Regions from separate parts of the Homo sapiens genome. Here region 1 is linked to region 2. Evidence: read pairs that join two places in POLR2A ChIA-PET (ENCODE). Cell type or tissue: GM12878. All regions are shown on one strand.

Region 1 (8,000 bases), 75 kb before region 2:
CCCAAATTCCTTTAGGAAAAGCATGACATTGAAGAACGCCCCAAACTCTCCTGGCTATTTTAATAGTCTGGCTCTGAAAGAGGATCTAGCCCTGGTTGAAAAAGACTTATGGCCGGGTGCAGTGGCTCACGCCTGTAATCCCAACAGTTTGGGAGGCCAAGATGGGTGGATCACCTGGGGTCGGGAATTCGAGACCAGCCTGACCAACATGGAGAAACCCCATCTCTTCTAAAAATACAAAAATTAGCCAGGCATGGTGGTACATGCCTGTAATCCCAGCTACTCGGAGGCTGAGGCAGGAGAATCACTTGAACCTGGGAGGCAGAGGTTGCGGTGAGCCAAGATCACGCCATTGCACTTCAGCCTGGGCAACAAGAGTGAAACTCCATTTCAAAAAAAAAAAAAGAAGGTCCGAGCGCAGTGGCTCATACCTATAATCCCAGCACTTCGGGAGGCCAAGGCAGGCGGATCACCTGAGGTCAGGGGTTCGAGACGAGCCTGACCAACATGGAGAAACCCTGTCTCTACAAAAAATAAATTCAGCCAAGCGCAGTGGCTCATGCCTGTAACCCCAGCACTTTGGGGGGCCAAGGTGGGCGGATCATGAGGTCAGGAAATTGAGACCATCCTGACTAACACAGTGAAACCCCATCTCTACTAAAAAATACAAAAAACTAGCCGGGCGTGGTGGCAGGTGCCTGTAGTCCCAGCTACTCGGGAGGCTGAGGCAAGAGAATGGCGTGAACCTGGGAGGCGGAGCTTGCTGTGAGCCGAGATCATGCCACTGCACTCCAGCCTGGACAACAGAGCAAGACTCCGTCTCAAAAAAAACAAAACAAACAAACAAAAATACAAAAATCAGCCGGGCGTGGTGGTGCATGCCTGTTATCCCAACTATTCAGGAGGCTGAGGCAGGAGAATCACTTGAACCTGGGAGGTAGAGGTTGTGGTGAACCGAAGTCACACCATTGCACTCCAGCCTAGGCAACAAGAGTGAAACTCCATCTCAGAAAAGAAAAGAAAAAGACTTAAATGATCTGAGATCTTATCCCCACTTTTCTTTTCTGTCCTAGGTTGCTCTCCACAGGCATTGAACACATTGCCCACTTAGTTTCTTTAAAATAGGGGATGGAGAATAAATAATGAACTTAACAAACAAAAATGAAAATAGGCTGGGCACAGTGGCTCACGCCTGTAATCTCAGCACTTTGGGAGGCCGAGGTGGGTGGATCACAAACTCAAGAGATCGAGACCATCCTGGCCAACATGGTGAAACCCCATCTCTACTAAAAATACAAAAATTATCTGGGCATGGTGCCATGCGCCTGTAGTCCCAGCTACTCGGGAGGCTGAGGAAGGAGAATTGCTTGAACCCAGGAGGCAGAGATTACAGTGAGCCGAGATCGCGCCATTGCACTCCAGCCTTGCAACAGAGCAAGACTCCGTCTCAAAAAAAAAAGAAAGAAAAGAAAGTCTGCTTTTTCCATTGTAGTTTCCCTCCTAAATACTCTTGCTGAAAAGGATGTAACACATATGAACCCCTATACGGTCCTTTCTAAAGCTTGGCCCTCTATTTCTTCTCTCACCCCCACTTTGTGTTTGTTGGACCATAGATCTGTGCCTCTCTGCCATGCCAAACAGAGGATCTTAAGGATCCACGTCTCTTAACCCCAGGATATGGTAAGGAATGGTGAAGAATGAACCTCCTACGTATCATTCTGGCAGAGACCACTATATCCTAAGGTGTTGGCTCAAGAGAATGTAAAGGCCAGCTCAGCAACTTGGACCTAGGTCACTGTATGGAAAAGAGCATACTCTGTTCTTCCATTCTTTTCCCTTACCCCAGTTCTAGAAAAGAATAATAGCTTTGCCTTCCATCTTTTCTTTTTCTTTTTTTTTTTTGAGATGGAGTTTCACTCTTGTTGCCCAAGTGGGAGTGCAATGGTGTGATCTCGGCTCACTACAACCTCTGCCTCCAGGGTTCAAGCAGTTCTCCTGCTTCAGCCTCACGAGTAGCTGGGATTACAGGCGTGCGCCACCATGCCCGGCTAATTTTTTGTATTTTTAGAAGAAACGGGGTTTCACCATGTTAGCCAGGCTGGTCTCGAACTCCTGACCTCAGGTGATCCGCCTGCCTTGGCCCCCGCAAAGTGCTGGGATTACAGGCATAAGCCACCACGCCCAGCCTGCCCTCCATCTTCAGTAATGGTTTGTGAGTCTCCCCTTTCTCCACTAGTCCATATCGTCTCCCTGCGGTCATCAGTTTGAAGCTCTCTACCAAGCCCACCTGGTTCCCCCAAAGTATACACATGACCAGGCAACTCCCTGACCTACTCTGTGGTGAATCCAAAGAAGATGACTCCTTGGGTTCCAGTGAGATATTTACCAGCCCCTGACCTGGGTTTGTTAAAGCGTGGCCTTCTTGTCACTACAAGCAGGAAGGAGAATGAGAATGGCATGTCCTTCACCAACAAATAATTGTGAAGCTTTGTTGTAAATAATACATGTAAACATGTTACCATTTCTGTGCAGGATCATTAACATCCAGTTACCTCCACCATGAACCTAAGCCATGAGAGGTACTGACCTATTAGATTCATAGACAGAAAGCTTTCAGCTTGAAAGGTAGCAGCTTCTGGGTTCTGGGCTTGCCTATGTCCTGATGTACAACCAATCATAAACAAGTCTTTACTTCTCTGACTCTTTTCAAATAATACTTTCCTGGCCCAGCATCATCTCCCTGTCCTCAGAAGACATGCACAAAACAGAGATCAGTCTCTTTAGAATGGCCTCCCGCTGCCTTCTAAAAGGCTGGTGGCAAAACAAGAATGCTAGCTCGGAAGGCAGTGGTTCATGCCTGTAATCCCAGCACTTTGGGAGGCTGAGGTGGGCGGATCACCTGAGGTCAGAAGTTCAAGACCAGTCTGGCCAACATGGTGAAACCCTGTCTCTACTAAAAATACAAAAATTAGCTGAGCGTGGTGGTGTGCACCTGTAATACCAGCTACCCGGGAGGCTGAAGCAGAAGAATCCCTTGAACCCAGGAGGCGGAGGTTGTAGTGAGCCAAGATCACGCCACTGCACTCCAGCCTTCCAACATAGGTGACAGAGCAAGGCTCCATCTCAAAAAAAAAAAAAAAAAAGAATTGAAATAATCTACATATTTGGATAGCCAGATTACAATCAGAAATTTAACTTCTGCTCATGAACTCTACGCAAAGGGGAAATAATAGAACTGTCTGAGTGGCTAGTGCCATTACACTCACAGGGCATATATCTGTCCCTACTCCTTTTTTTGTTTTTGAGACAGGGTCTTGCTCTGTCACCCAGGCTGGAGAGCAGTGGCATGACCAAGGCTTACTGCAGCCTTAGACTCGGCTCAAGTTATCCTTCCATCTTAGCCTTCCAAGTAGCTGAGACTACAGGCATGCACCACCATGCCTGTAATTTTTTTTAAGAGATGGAGTCTTACTATGTTGTTCAAGCTGGAGTCAATCACCTGGCCCCAAACTATCCTCCCACCTCAGCCTCCCAAATGTTGGGATTACAGGCATGAGCCACCATGCCTGGCCTGTCTCTACTTTAGAATAGAACTGGGCCCTGTGTTCAAGCTTAAGCATCACTTGATTTCTCTGGTGTCTCCTATAACAGAGGACATATAGACCATCTCCTTTTAGCACATTCTTTTTCCAAACACAGCACAATTGATTTAAGCTTTCTTGCTATGCTAGACCCAGGAAGACTGCATTGAAAGACTGATTTGTGTTTTATAACTCCAGATCTTCATGTCTTCACCTATTTAAAGCAAGTATATATGATAACTCATTTGAAAGAGGGAGTAAGGCTGGGAAGAGCTGGACTGGTACCTACAGATTGCCTTTAACCATGCTTAAGAGAAGAACAAATATATCCATGATCATCCAAAACCCTTTATTTAAGTCAAGAATTCCTGCATCTGACCAGCCTGGCCAACATGGTGAAACCTCATCTCTACTAAACTTACAAAAATTAGCTGGGCATGGTGGCTCATGCCTGTAATCCCAGCTTCTCTGAAGGCTGAGGTGAGAGGATCACTTGAACCCAGGAGGCGGAGGTTGCAGTGAGCTGAGATTGCACAACTGCACTCCAGCCTGGGTTACAAAGATAGATCCTGTCTCAATAAATAAATAAATAAATAAATAATAAAAATAAAAATAAAAAATTCCTGCTGGGCGCAGTGGCTCATGCCTGTAATCCCAGCACTTTGGGAGGCCAAGGCAGGCAGATTGCCTGAGCTCAGGAGTTCAAAACCAGCCTGGGCAACATGGCAATACCCTGTATCTACTAAAAATACAAAAACTTAGCCAGTCGTGGTGACAGGCACCTGTAATCCCAACTACTCAGGAGGCTGAGGCAGCAGAATCACTTGAACGTGAGAGGTGGAGGTTGCAGTGAGCCGAGATCATGCCACTGCACTCCAGCCTGGGCAACACAGCAAGACTCTCTTTCCGAAAAAAAAAAAAAAAGAGAGAATTCCTACATCTTTCCTATCAAACCTTTTGAATTGAGCTGCTGCTGCTGACCGGGTAGGAAAGGAAGGCGTTTAAATGTTTCTCTGCTTACTCTTTGATCGAGGAGCTAAAATGGCAAAATTAGAGTAAGATTCTGATGTGCAGCTGATTGGAAGGCAGGAGACACATGCCCTGACCTCAACTCTGCTTCTTGACCAGCTTGATTTCCCATGTGTACAAGGAGATCATTAAAGTACATCATTTTCAAATTACATTTTGAAGATCAGAAAGGAACTCCTGAGAGATAATTTAGGGTCGACAGGCGTTCAACAAAAATAGCACATTTTTAAAACGTTTTTGGGCCAGGCACGGTGGCTCACACCTGTAATCCTAGTTCTTTGGGAGGCCGAGGCGGGTACATCACTTGAGGTCAGGAGTTCGAGACCAGCCTGGCCAACATGGTGAAACCCTGTTTCTACTAAAAAAAAAAATTAGCCAGGCGTGGTGGCACATGCCTATAGTCTCAGGTACTTGGGAGGCTGAGGCTGGAGGATTGCTTGAACCCAGGAGGCAGAGATTGCAGTGAGCTGAGATTGCATCACTGCACCCCAGACTGGGAGACAGAGTGAGACTCCATCTCAAAAAAAAAAGAAAAAGAAAAAGAAAAAATGTTATTGGCTTCCAGGTCAGCTATAGCTTTTAAAAAATGACTTTAAAACACTGACCAGCTGGGTGCAATGGCTCAGGCCTGTAATCCCAGCACTTTGAGAGGTCAAAGCAGGAAGATGGATTTAGGCCAGAAGTTCAAGACCAGCCTAGGCAACATAGTGAAACCTCATCTCTATTAAAAATTTTGGCCAGGCATGGTGGCTCACGCCTGTAATCCCAGCACTTTGGGAGGCCGAAGTGGGCAGATCACCTGAGGTCAGGAGTTCAAGACCAGCCTGGCCAACATAGCGAAACCACGTCTCTACTAAAAATACAAAAATTAGCTGGGCATGGTGGTGGACGCCTGTAATCCCAGCTACTCAGGAGGCTGAGCAAGAGAATTGCTTGAACCCGAAAGGGGTTGTAGTGAGCCAAGATTGTGCCACTGAACTCCAGCCTGGGTGACAAAGCAAGACTCCATCTCAAAAAAAAAAATTAATTTTTAAAAATTAGCCAAGCATGGTGGTGCACACCTATAGTTCCAGCTACTCAGAAGGCTGAGGTGGAAGGATCACTTGAACCCAGGAGGTTGAGGCAGCAGTGAGTTGTGATGAGGCCACTCCAGCTGGAGTGACAGAACAAGATCCCATTTCAGAAAAACAAAAACAAAAAACACTAACCTAGTTCATCCTTAAAGTCCCTGCCAACTCTGAAATGCTATGATTGTAATTAACAAAACAAACAGTCCAAAGTTGAGTGGTAATATAACAAATTGTGTTCAAGCAAACAAGCAAGCCTAACTTGGATCCTGTCTCAATTATCTGCCACTACCATTATCAATGCATGCACAGGTAAAATTCAGCAAAGCTTAATGACTGTAGTCTAGCCTGCTGAGACTATTATCTAGCTGATTCTGCAGTGGAATGATAACCTTCTGCGTTGAAATTTATGATGGAAAGAGCAGTTGTTTGGGAATGCAGAGATCTAACCCAGTGGAATGGCATAAAATCAGAGAGGAGAAGCGAGGTGTCTCATCCAAGGTGTCGTGGAAAGAACTTGGTCTGGGAATTAGAAGGCCTCTGTTGTAATGCTGACCCTGAACCTAGCTTGCTCTGGAACCTAAGGGTCTTTCCAACTCTGACACTCTTTCCATTCTTGCTCTCACATCTAATTGCTATTAATAACCACTGAAGAATGTCTACATAAAATTTCTCTTTCATTGCTTTATCTCCCTGGAATGTAGCATTATTGTGTGTGTATAGAACGTGTACTGCATACCAGAACATGTGCCGGCAGGCTTCACATCAGGCTCAGCCACTTGTATCTGCAACAAAGACAAATTTATCCACACCCCTAAAGTGCAAATATGTTTCCTTTTTTTTTTTTTCCCCTGCAGAGGGAGATTTGCTGTTGTTGCTCAGGCTGGAGTGCAATGGCTCCATCTCGGCTCACTACAACCTCTGCCTCCTGGGTTCACAGGATTCTCCTGCCTCAGCCTCCCGAGTAGCTGAGATTACAGGCGTGTGCCACCACACCCAGCTAATTTTTGTATTTTTAGTAGAGATGGGATTTCTCCATGTTGGTCAGGCTGGTCTTGAACTTCTGACCTCAGGTGGTCCACCCACCTTGGCCTCCCAAAGTGCTGGAATTACAAACATGAGCCACAGCGCCCAGCCTCTTTTTTTTTTTTTTTGAGCTGGTGTTTCACTCTTATTGCCTAGGCTGGAGTGCAATGGTGGGATCTTGGCTCACTACAACCTCCGCCTCCTGGGTTCAAGCAATTCTCCTGTCTCAGCCTCCCAAGTAGCTGGGATTACAGGTGTGTGCTACCAAGCCCGGCTAATTTTTTTTTTCTTTTTTTCTTTTTTTGTTTTTTTTTTTGGTTTTTTTTTTTTTTGGTTTTTTTTTTTTTGTATTTTTAGTAGAGACAGGGTTTCACCATGTTGATCAGGCTGGTCTTGAACTCCTGACCTCAGGTGATCCGCCCACCTCAGCCTCCCAAAGTGCTGGGATTACAAGCATGAGCCACCACACCAAGCCTCCTTATTTTTTTCTAAATCAAATCTAGCACTGAACTAGCTTGCACTCACCAAGATCAGTGAGAGGTCTCTCTTTAGTCATTTTTTGTCCTCTTGTCTCCTCCCCCTTGGATATTGATCCACTCACTCACTCATTTAACAAGTATTTATGGTGCCAGGCACTGCGGATAAACAGAATAAAGTCCCTTACCTCTTAGAATGTAGTCTTGTGGAGGAGAAACAAACAAGTAAGCCAGGCATGATGGTGTGTACCTGTTGTCCCAGATACTCAGGAGGCTGAGGCAGGAAGATCACTTGAGCCCAGGAGTTCGAGGCTGCAGTGAGCTATGATCACATCACTGCACTCCAGCCTGAGGGACAGAATGAGACCCTATTGCTAAAAAATTAAAATAAATTAAATTTTAAAATTTAAAGAAACAAGTAAATATACAGCATGTCAAGTGGTAATAAGAACCAGGGAGGAGGCCGGGCGTGGTGGCTCATGCCTGTAATCCCAGCACTTTGGGAGGCCAAGGTGGGTGGATCACCTGAGGTCAGGAGTTTGAGACCTGCCTGGCCAACATGATGAAACCTTGTCTCTATTAAAAATACAAAAAATTCGCTGGGCGTGGTGGTGTGCGCCTGTAATCCCAGCTACTCGGCAGGCTGAGGCAGGAGAATCACTTGAACCCAGGAGGCGGAGGCTGCGGTGAGCTGAGATACACCATCGCACTCCAGCCTGGGCAACAAGACTAAAACTCCATCTCAAAAAAAAAAAAAAAAGCGGGGTGGGGGGCAAGGCGCGGTGGCTCATGCCTATAATCCTATCGCTTTCGGAGGCCAA
Region 2 (8,000 bases):
GGTCAGGCTGGTCTCGAACTCCTGATCTCTGGTGATCCACTTGCCTCGGCCTCCCAAAGTGCTGGGATTACAGGCATGAGCCACCGCGCCCAGCCGACTCCAGCAATTTTTTTAAAAAGATTAACATTGATATATTACCATCGTTTAATCCTTTGATCTCACTCAAATTTTGCCAGTTTTATTTTAATATCTTTTATTTTAGAAAGAGCAAGTCCAGGCTGGGCTCAGTGGCTCACGCCTGTAATCCCAGCACTTTACTAGGCTGAGGCGGGTGAATCATGAGATCAGGAGTTCGAGACCAGCCTGACCAACATGGTGAAAGCCCATCTCTACTAAAAATATAAAAATTAGTTGGGTGTGGTGGCACGCGTCTGTAATCCCAGCTATTCAGGAGGCTGAAGCAGGAGAATCGCTTGAACCTGGGAGGCGGAGGTTGCACTGAGCTGAGATTGCGCCACTCCATTCTGGCCTGGGTGACAGGGCGAGACTCCATCTCAAGAAAAAAAAAAAAAAAGCCCAAATTCAAGTGTTGCACATAGTTGTCACGACTAGTTTTGTCTCCTTCTGTTGAGAGCAGTTGCTCAGTCCTGCCTTGCGTTTCATTGCCCTTAACACTTATGGTAGCTATAGGGAAATTGTTTTTAAGAATGTTCTTCAATTTGGGTTTGTTTGTATTCCCCCTCATTACTAAATTAAGATTATATAGCTTTAGCAGGAATATCACAAATTATGTGTGTGTGTGTGTATATTTTGAGTTGAGACAGAGTCTCGCGCTGTTACCCAGGCTGGAGTGCAGTGGTGGGATCTCAGCTCACTGCGACCTCTGCCTCCTGAGTTCATGTGATTCTTGTGCCTCAACCTCTCGAGTAGCTGGGACAACGGGCATGCCTCACCACACCCGTCTAATTTTTTGTGTTTTTTAGTAGACACGAGGTTTCGCGATGTTGGCCAGGCTGGTCTCGAATTGTTGGCCTCAAGTTATTCACCTGCCTCAGCCTCCCAGAGTGCTGAGATTACAGGTGTGAGCCACGCCCGGCGAATGGTATTTTTGTTGCATATCATCCCGTGGCACACAGTTTTAATTTTCTCATTACTGGTGATGTTAACTTTGATCACTCAATTAAGATGGTATCTGCCAGATTGCTTCATTATAAAGGCTTTCTTTTTGTAATTAATAAATATTTTGTGGAGAGGTACTTTTAGACCCTTTACCCCGTTTCTCATCAGACTTCAACTTTTTCCCCGTTATTGATGTGAATTAATGCAAACTTGTGGTGATACGTTTGGCTCTGTATCCTCACCTGAATCTCACCTCTATCGTAATCCCCATGTGTTAAGGGAGGGACCTGATGGGAGGTGATTGGATCATGGGGGCGGTTTCCCCCACGCTATTCTCATGATAGTGAGTGCGTTCTCGTGAGATCTGATGGTTTAAAAGTGTGGGACTCCCTTTGCTCGCGCTCTCTTGCTGCCATGTAAGACTTGTTTGTGTCTTGCGTCCTGTTCACCTCCTGCCATAATTATAAGTTTCCTGAAGCCTCCCCAGCCATGCAGAACTGTGAGTTAGTTAAACCTTTTTTTTTTAAATAAATTTCCCAGTCTCAGATAGTTCTTTATAGCAATGTGAAAATGGACTAATACATGTGGTTTTCTATTTTAATCAGTGTGTCGTACTCTGTTACTATCATTACTTTTATGCTCCGATTGACCCAGATTTGGCAAGTAGGAGCCTTTCAAACTGATTTTTGTGTTCTTTTGATGTTTCCATCATTCTTTGAGCATCTCTGCTTTTTGGCCTGACAAGATTTTCCAGGCTCATCCTGTACTTTTCCTACTTCAGCCCTGTATTCGGCCATTTATCCAAGGTGCCCTGGTTTCTTTTAGTGAATAATGGTATATAGAAGTTAAGATTTGGGCTGCTCCTAGAGTGTCATCACTTTCAGGTCCTCTCAGTGGACAGAGCTGAGGAATATATAAATGTATACACTTAACAGACATTTACATCATTATGGTTTTTGGTTTTGTTTTTTTTTTTTTGAGACGGAGTCTTGCTCTATCACCCAGGCTGGAGTGCAGTGGCGCGATCTCCGCTCACTGCAAGCTCCGCCTCATTGGTTCACACCATTCTCCTGTTTCAGTCTCCCGAGTAGCTGGGATTACAGGTGCCCGCCACCACGCCCGGCTAATTTTTTGTACTTTTAGTAGAGATGGGGTTTCACCGTGTTAGCCAGGATGGTCTCGATCTGCTGACCTCGTGATCCGCCCGCCTTGGCCTCCCAAAGTCCTGGGATTACAGGTGTGAGCCACCGTGCCTGGCCCTATGTATTTAATAATAGATACATAGTATTACAAATTATGAGTTCATATAGATGCTTCCAGTTCATCAATGCCACAGGACTTAGTCTAGACTTCTCCTTTTCCATACCTGTAACTCTTCTCCAGAAGTGAGAAACTTGGTTTTCATTGTTCATAATACTTTTATTTATTTGATCAGTCTACTAGTATAAAAACCAATATTGTGTCACAGCTTTTTCCTTCCTCTCAGGCTCTGACATGACACACACAGCTTCTCCACAAGGACACCTTTCTCACCATGTTTCAACTCTAGTACTCTGTGCTAAGCCTCCCTGCTTGCTTTACCATAGGGACCTCTTTCTCACCCTGCTTGGACCCCAACATCCTACTTTTGACCCCCAACACGATCCCTATAATGGATACTGTTTTCACACCTTTGGGCTGTGATACTTTGTGCTGAGCGGCCCTCACATGTGAGATGCTGTCCTGACCCTGCGCACATACTCCAACTCTGTACCAGGTTCCCTTGGGAATACCCTGCCTTCCTAACCCCACTTGGTCTTTGATGCCATTCTAGACTGACCCTACATGAGTATATATTCTTCATCCTACATTGTGATCTCTTCTGCACAGAGACATTGCTAACCCTGCTCAGGCTCAACACTTGTCAGGGTACCCTTTCATGCACATGTCCTCTTAACCCTCCAACCCTCCGTGGGTTCCAACACCCTATGCCAGTTCCACATGGTCATGTGGATACCTTCCTATTCTCAGTCAGACTCCAATACCCTGCTCTGGGCCACCATGTCCTTCCCTTCTCCCATCTGAATGCCTGTCTCCCTCAACCCCATCTAATGACTTTGGACTGAATTGTTAGAGTGAGACTAAATATGCAGTTCATGTGCCTGGGGTCAGCTACTCCAGTCTGGTTTTGTATTTCTTGTCTCTTAACTACATTCTAAGCTACCTATCTTGCAAATAGCAGCAGATATCAAATAAATTGATAAAGGAGTACTCTGCAACTTTTATATTTTATGTTATAACATGAAAAGTCAATGTTGTAACATTTTTAGTGGAGTGTATATTGGCACAGCTCCTATGGAGGGTATGGCAGTGTCTCCAGGAGCATCTCTTCATTTAGAGATTCTCTAGGATGTATTCAGAGTTGAGATTTATTGCAGCAATAGAGTAAAGACACTGTCAGATCATAAGAGAAAAAGACACTGGAGGAATCTGGAAGAATCCGTGTGCCTGTTTTTTTATGCCCACTCCCTTTAGGGGTGACACAGAGCACACTCTTTTCCTAGTCATGAAAATGCAGCAATGCATGTGTGGTATTCCTGCCCAGGGAAATCCATTAGAGACTCAGCATCCAGGATTTTCATTGGTGCTAGCCATATAAGCACTCTTTACCAAACATGTACCCAAATTCCAGACTCCCAGAAGGAAGGCAGATGTTCAGCATTAACCATATTGTTTGTACAAACAGTCTAGGCATACTGAGCCTTCTCCCTTCCCCACTTACCAATTAACTTGGAGCGTCTAAAAGCCAAGGTCCCAGATGCTAGCCAAGAGCAAGCCTTGCAAGCAGGCATTTCTAAGGACAGTAGTCTAAGAGCTGCTATGCTAACTCTTTTCTGCACTGAGGCTTATTGGCTGTATTGCTTGAAAGAACTAAATACTTATACTTTTTACACATAGGTATTTACCTGCAAAATAAGATGTGTGCAGAATTGCTTATTGTAGCAATTTGTAATAGTAAAATACTGGAAATAACCTAACTATCCTTCATTTAAAATAAGGTTTTACTACATTCATACTGTAGAGTGCCAGGTAGCTGTTAACAAAAAATTTTAAAGGGGAAACTAATTTATTGATACGGAAATAATCAGGATATATTGTCAAGTGAAAAACCTAAGGTGAAGAGCAAGGTGGGTTAAAAAAGGAGAGGGAAGCCGGGCGCCGTGGCTCATGCCTGTAATCTCAGCACTTTGGGAGGCTGAGGCGGCTGGATCACCTGAGGTCAGGAGTTTGAGACCAGCTGGCCAACACAGTGAAACCCCGTCTCTACTCAAATTACAAAAATTAGTCGGGCGTGGTGACGCAGCCATGTAGTCCCAGCTACTCAGGAGGTTGAGGCAGGAGAATCGCTTGAACCTGGGAGGTGGAGATTGCAGTGAGCCGAGATTACACCACTGTACTCCAGCCTGGGCTACACAGTAAGACTCCCATCTCAAAATTAAAAAAAAAAAAAAAAGAGGGAAAATAATTTATATTTGTTTTTCACTTGCATATGAATTTTAAAAATCTCTGGAAGTATAAAGGTGAAACTTAACAACAGTGGCTATGGGAAGGTGTCAGGGATGAGAAGGAGTCTTTTTATCATGTACCCCTTCTGTGTGCAATTCATTTTCATTATTCATTGGTTCCATATTTGCGAATTTGCCTACTTGCTAAAATTTATAACCCCCAAATCAGTACTTGGCCATTCGTAGGCATGTTCAGAGCAGCAAAAAATTTGAGTCATCTGACATGTGTCACATTGGTTCACAAATTGAGTCACATTTCCAGGTGAGGCGGAACAGAGCTCTGCCTCCTTCTGATACTGTAAACAAGTGTCCTTTTCATGATGTATTTGGTTCCACGGCTTTTGGTTGGTGGTGGTGCTGCTTAAAATGGCTCCTAGGCCTATTGCTCAAGTGCTTTGTAGTGTTGCTGAGTAGAAGAAAGCTGTGATGTGTCTTATAGAGAAAATAGATTGTTAGGCCGGACACGGTGGCTCACGCCTGTAATCCCAGCACTTTGGGAGGCTGAGGCAGGCAGATCATCTCAGGAGTTTGAGACCAGCCTGGACAACATGGTGAAACCCTGTCTCTACTAAAAATACAAAAAAATTAGCCGGGCATGGTGACACGTGCCTATAATCCCAGCTACTCGGGAGGCTGAGGCAGGAGAATTGCTTGAACCCTGGAGGTGGAGGTTTCAGTGAGACAAGATTGTGCCACTGCACTCCAACCTGGGCAACAGAGCGAGACTCCGTCTCAAAAAAAAAAAAAAAAAAAGAAAATAGATGTTAGATAAGCTTTGTTCAAGTGTGAGTTACAGTGCTATTTGTCTTGCGTTTCATATTAATGAATGAACAATATTAAATGCACCCAAAACAAAGTTATGTATTGATTAGTTGATGAAAATGTGACCAGAGGCCCACAGGAACCCAACTCTATTTCCCTTAGGAATAATGGTTTAGTATTTACTAATTCAGTGTTCCAAGTGACTTTATAGAACATAACTACTGCAAATAATGAGAATCAACTGTTTTATCTTTGGATCATGTGCTGTATTACTGTTAAAAATGTGAAGACATAATTATGTAGGAGAAATATTACTGTGGAGGATTTTTTTTTTTTTTTTTTTTTTTTGAGGTGGAGTCTCACTCTGTCACCCAGGCTGGAGTGCAGTGGCTCCATCTTGGCTCACTGAAACTTCCACCTCCCGGGTTCAAGTGATTCTCCTGTCTCAGCCTCCCGCATAGCTGGGACTACAGGCGCCCTCCACCATGCCCAGCTAATTTTTGTATTTTTTAGTAGAGACGGGGTTTCACCATATTGGTCAGGCTCCTGACCTCAGGTGATCAACCCACCTTGGCCTCCCAAAGTGTTGAGATTACAGGCGTGAGCCACCACGCCTGGCATGTGGAGGATATTACTAAGGAAAAATGTACAGAATTACATGGAATACCTTTCTTTTTAGTATGCATATAGTCACTTGTGATTTTTTTTTTACAAGTAAAAACTCATACCAAAATAAGTGATTCTCTGGGTAATAGCATAATTGGCATTTATTTCCATTTTCCAAGTTGTCTTCGTTGCACATATATTACTTTTCAATTAGAAACAAAATCTAGCAAATGTATTAAACAGATCAAATAAATGTCATGTGACTTCTGTGTATAGAAGATACTGTTACAGAAGTCATTCAGTAATTTGAAAATTGCTTCCAGGAAAGATGTAAAATTTAAGCAAAGGTAGGCTTAGGAACAAGGAAGATTGGCATTAGGTTCTGCCTTGAGAAAGGAAGAATTGAATAATTGTTATTCCTGTCTAAAAAACAGTGGTAGCTATTACATCTACCTTTCGGGTGTGACAGAGGACTAATAAATTCTTCCTAGTTCTTTGAAAGTAACGGTATTTGCTGTACTTTTATTTTTACTTTATTTTTACTGCTCCTTGTGGAGCAGGGCCACTCTATAGGTAGTGTGCCCACAGTAGCCTATACTTTTAAAAAATATTATACTTTTAGAAAATATCAATAATATTAAAATTAATAAATAAATATTGATTAATAATAATTAATTCTTTTTAAAAATTATACTTTAAAAATATTAATAGGTAATTATGCATATGACATAAACTTAGAACATAGTTTTAAAAAACTGATTTTGCCAAATCACCTTTCAGAGATGTGGAGCAAATTTACATTTCCATTATGTGTTTGAGACTGCCTGATTCTTCCACGTCCCTGAAAACAGTGTATAATTGAATTTTATCACTCTCTCAATATAGTAGATTTTGACCTTTGCCCTTTTTGATACATTTAAGCATCTTTTTGTAATGGTTATTGTTTCTCTGTCTCTCTTCTCCATATTCTTAAATTTCAATGCTGGTGTTTTTTCCTGGAATTTTAAACCATAGGCTGTTTATGATGATTAGAGATTCGACATAATGCAGTTCATCGGAGGTTAGTTAGTTTTTGGGAGTACTTCTCATATCTTTTTTCCCCCTTTTTTGAACTATTAAAATGTATCTAGAAAAGTGCAAAATCGTAATCTTACAACTTGAAGAATTTTCATAGAGTGATTATACTTACTTGATCAGCACCTAGTTCAAGAAATAGAGTATTAGCAGTAATCTATCTTCCCCTTCATCCCCTTGTTACTAACCACATCCCCAAAGCTGATCAGCATCCCAACTACTCTACCATGGAGAAGTTTTGACTGTTTTCATCTTTTCATAAATGGAATGGTATAGTATGCACTCTTGTGTCTGGCTTCTTTCATTTCACATCTGTGGCATTGAGTATAGCAATGGTTTATTCCTTCTCATTACTAGATGATATTCTGTTGTACGAATACTTTACAGTTTCTTTATCCATTCTAGTATTGATGTACACATGGGTTTGCAAAATTATAGAGCTATTGAAAATAATATTGCTGTGAACATTGCTTATACACAGCTGTTGGAGAACTAATGTATATATTTTTCTAGGACATACATCCTATGATTCAGCAGTTTATTCTATTCTAGATGCACAGGTATTCTTTTTTTTTTTTTTTCTCCCAATTTTCCTTTATAAAAGTAAGGTGACTGGCCGGGTGCGGTGGCTCACACCTGTAATCCCAGCACTTTGGGAGGCTGAGGCGGGCGGATCACGAGGTCAGGAGATCAAGACCATCCTGGCTAACATGGTAAAACCTCTTATCTACTAAAAATACAAAAAAAATTAGCCGAGTGTGGTGGCAGGCACCTGTAGTCCCAGCTACTCTGGAGGCTGAGGCAGGAGAATGGCGTGAACCCGGGAGGCGGAGCTTGCAGTGAGCGGAGATCGCGCCACTGCACTCCAGCCTGGGTGACAGAGCAAGACTCTGTCTCAAAAAAAAAAAAAAAGTAAGGTGACTTGGGAAGGATACCTAACATCCTTAGTGTGTT

The links. ChIA-PET counts read pairs that join two places held together with the same protein. Peaks named below come from ENCODE experiments on the same cell type or tissue, not always from the same donor. Only the 100,000 strongest peaks of a DNase experiment are listed, where the experiment ranks them.
Region 1: POLR2A ChIA-PET joins it to region 2 with 11 read pairs; 5 of 35 experiments call an interaction of 5 or more read pairs at or near these places.

Annotation. Positions count from the first base shown.
Region 1 is chr1:203,744,878-203,752,877 of GRCh38, forward strand. No RefSeq gene overlaps it. Among named protein-coding and RNA genes, the nearest start is that of LAX1, 16 kb to the right of the region's middle. In GM12878, no CTCF peak of the experiment used is centred here; no DNase peak of the experiment used is centred here.
Region 2 is chr1:203,819,739-203,827,738 of GRCh38, forward strand. The region is part of intron 3 of ZBED6 (zinc finger BED-type containing 6); the gene reads left to right. All of the region lies in intron 4 of ZC3H11A (zinc finger CCCH-type containing 11A), which reads left to right. Among named protein-coding and RNA genes, the nearest start is that of ZC3H11A, 28 kb to the left of the region's middle. In GM12878, no CTCF peak of the experiment used is centred here; a DNase peak (open chromatin) is centred at 4,843.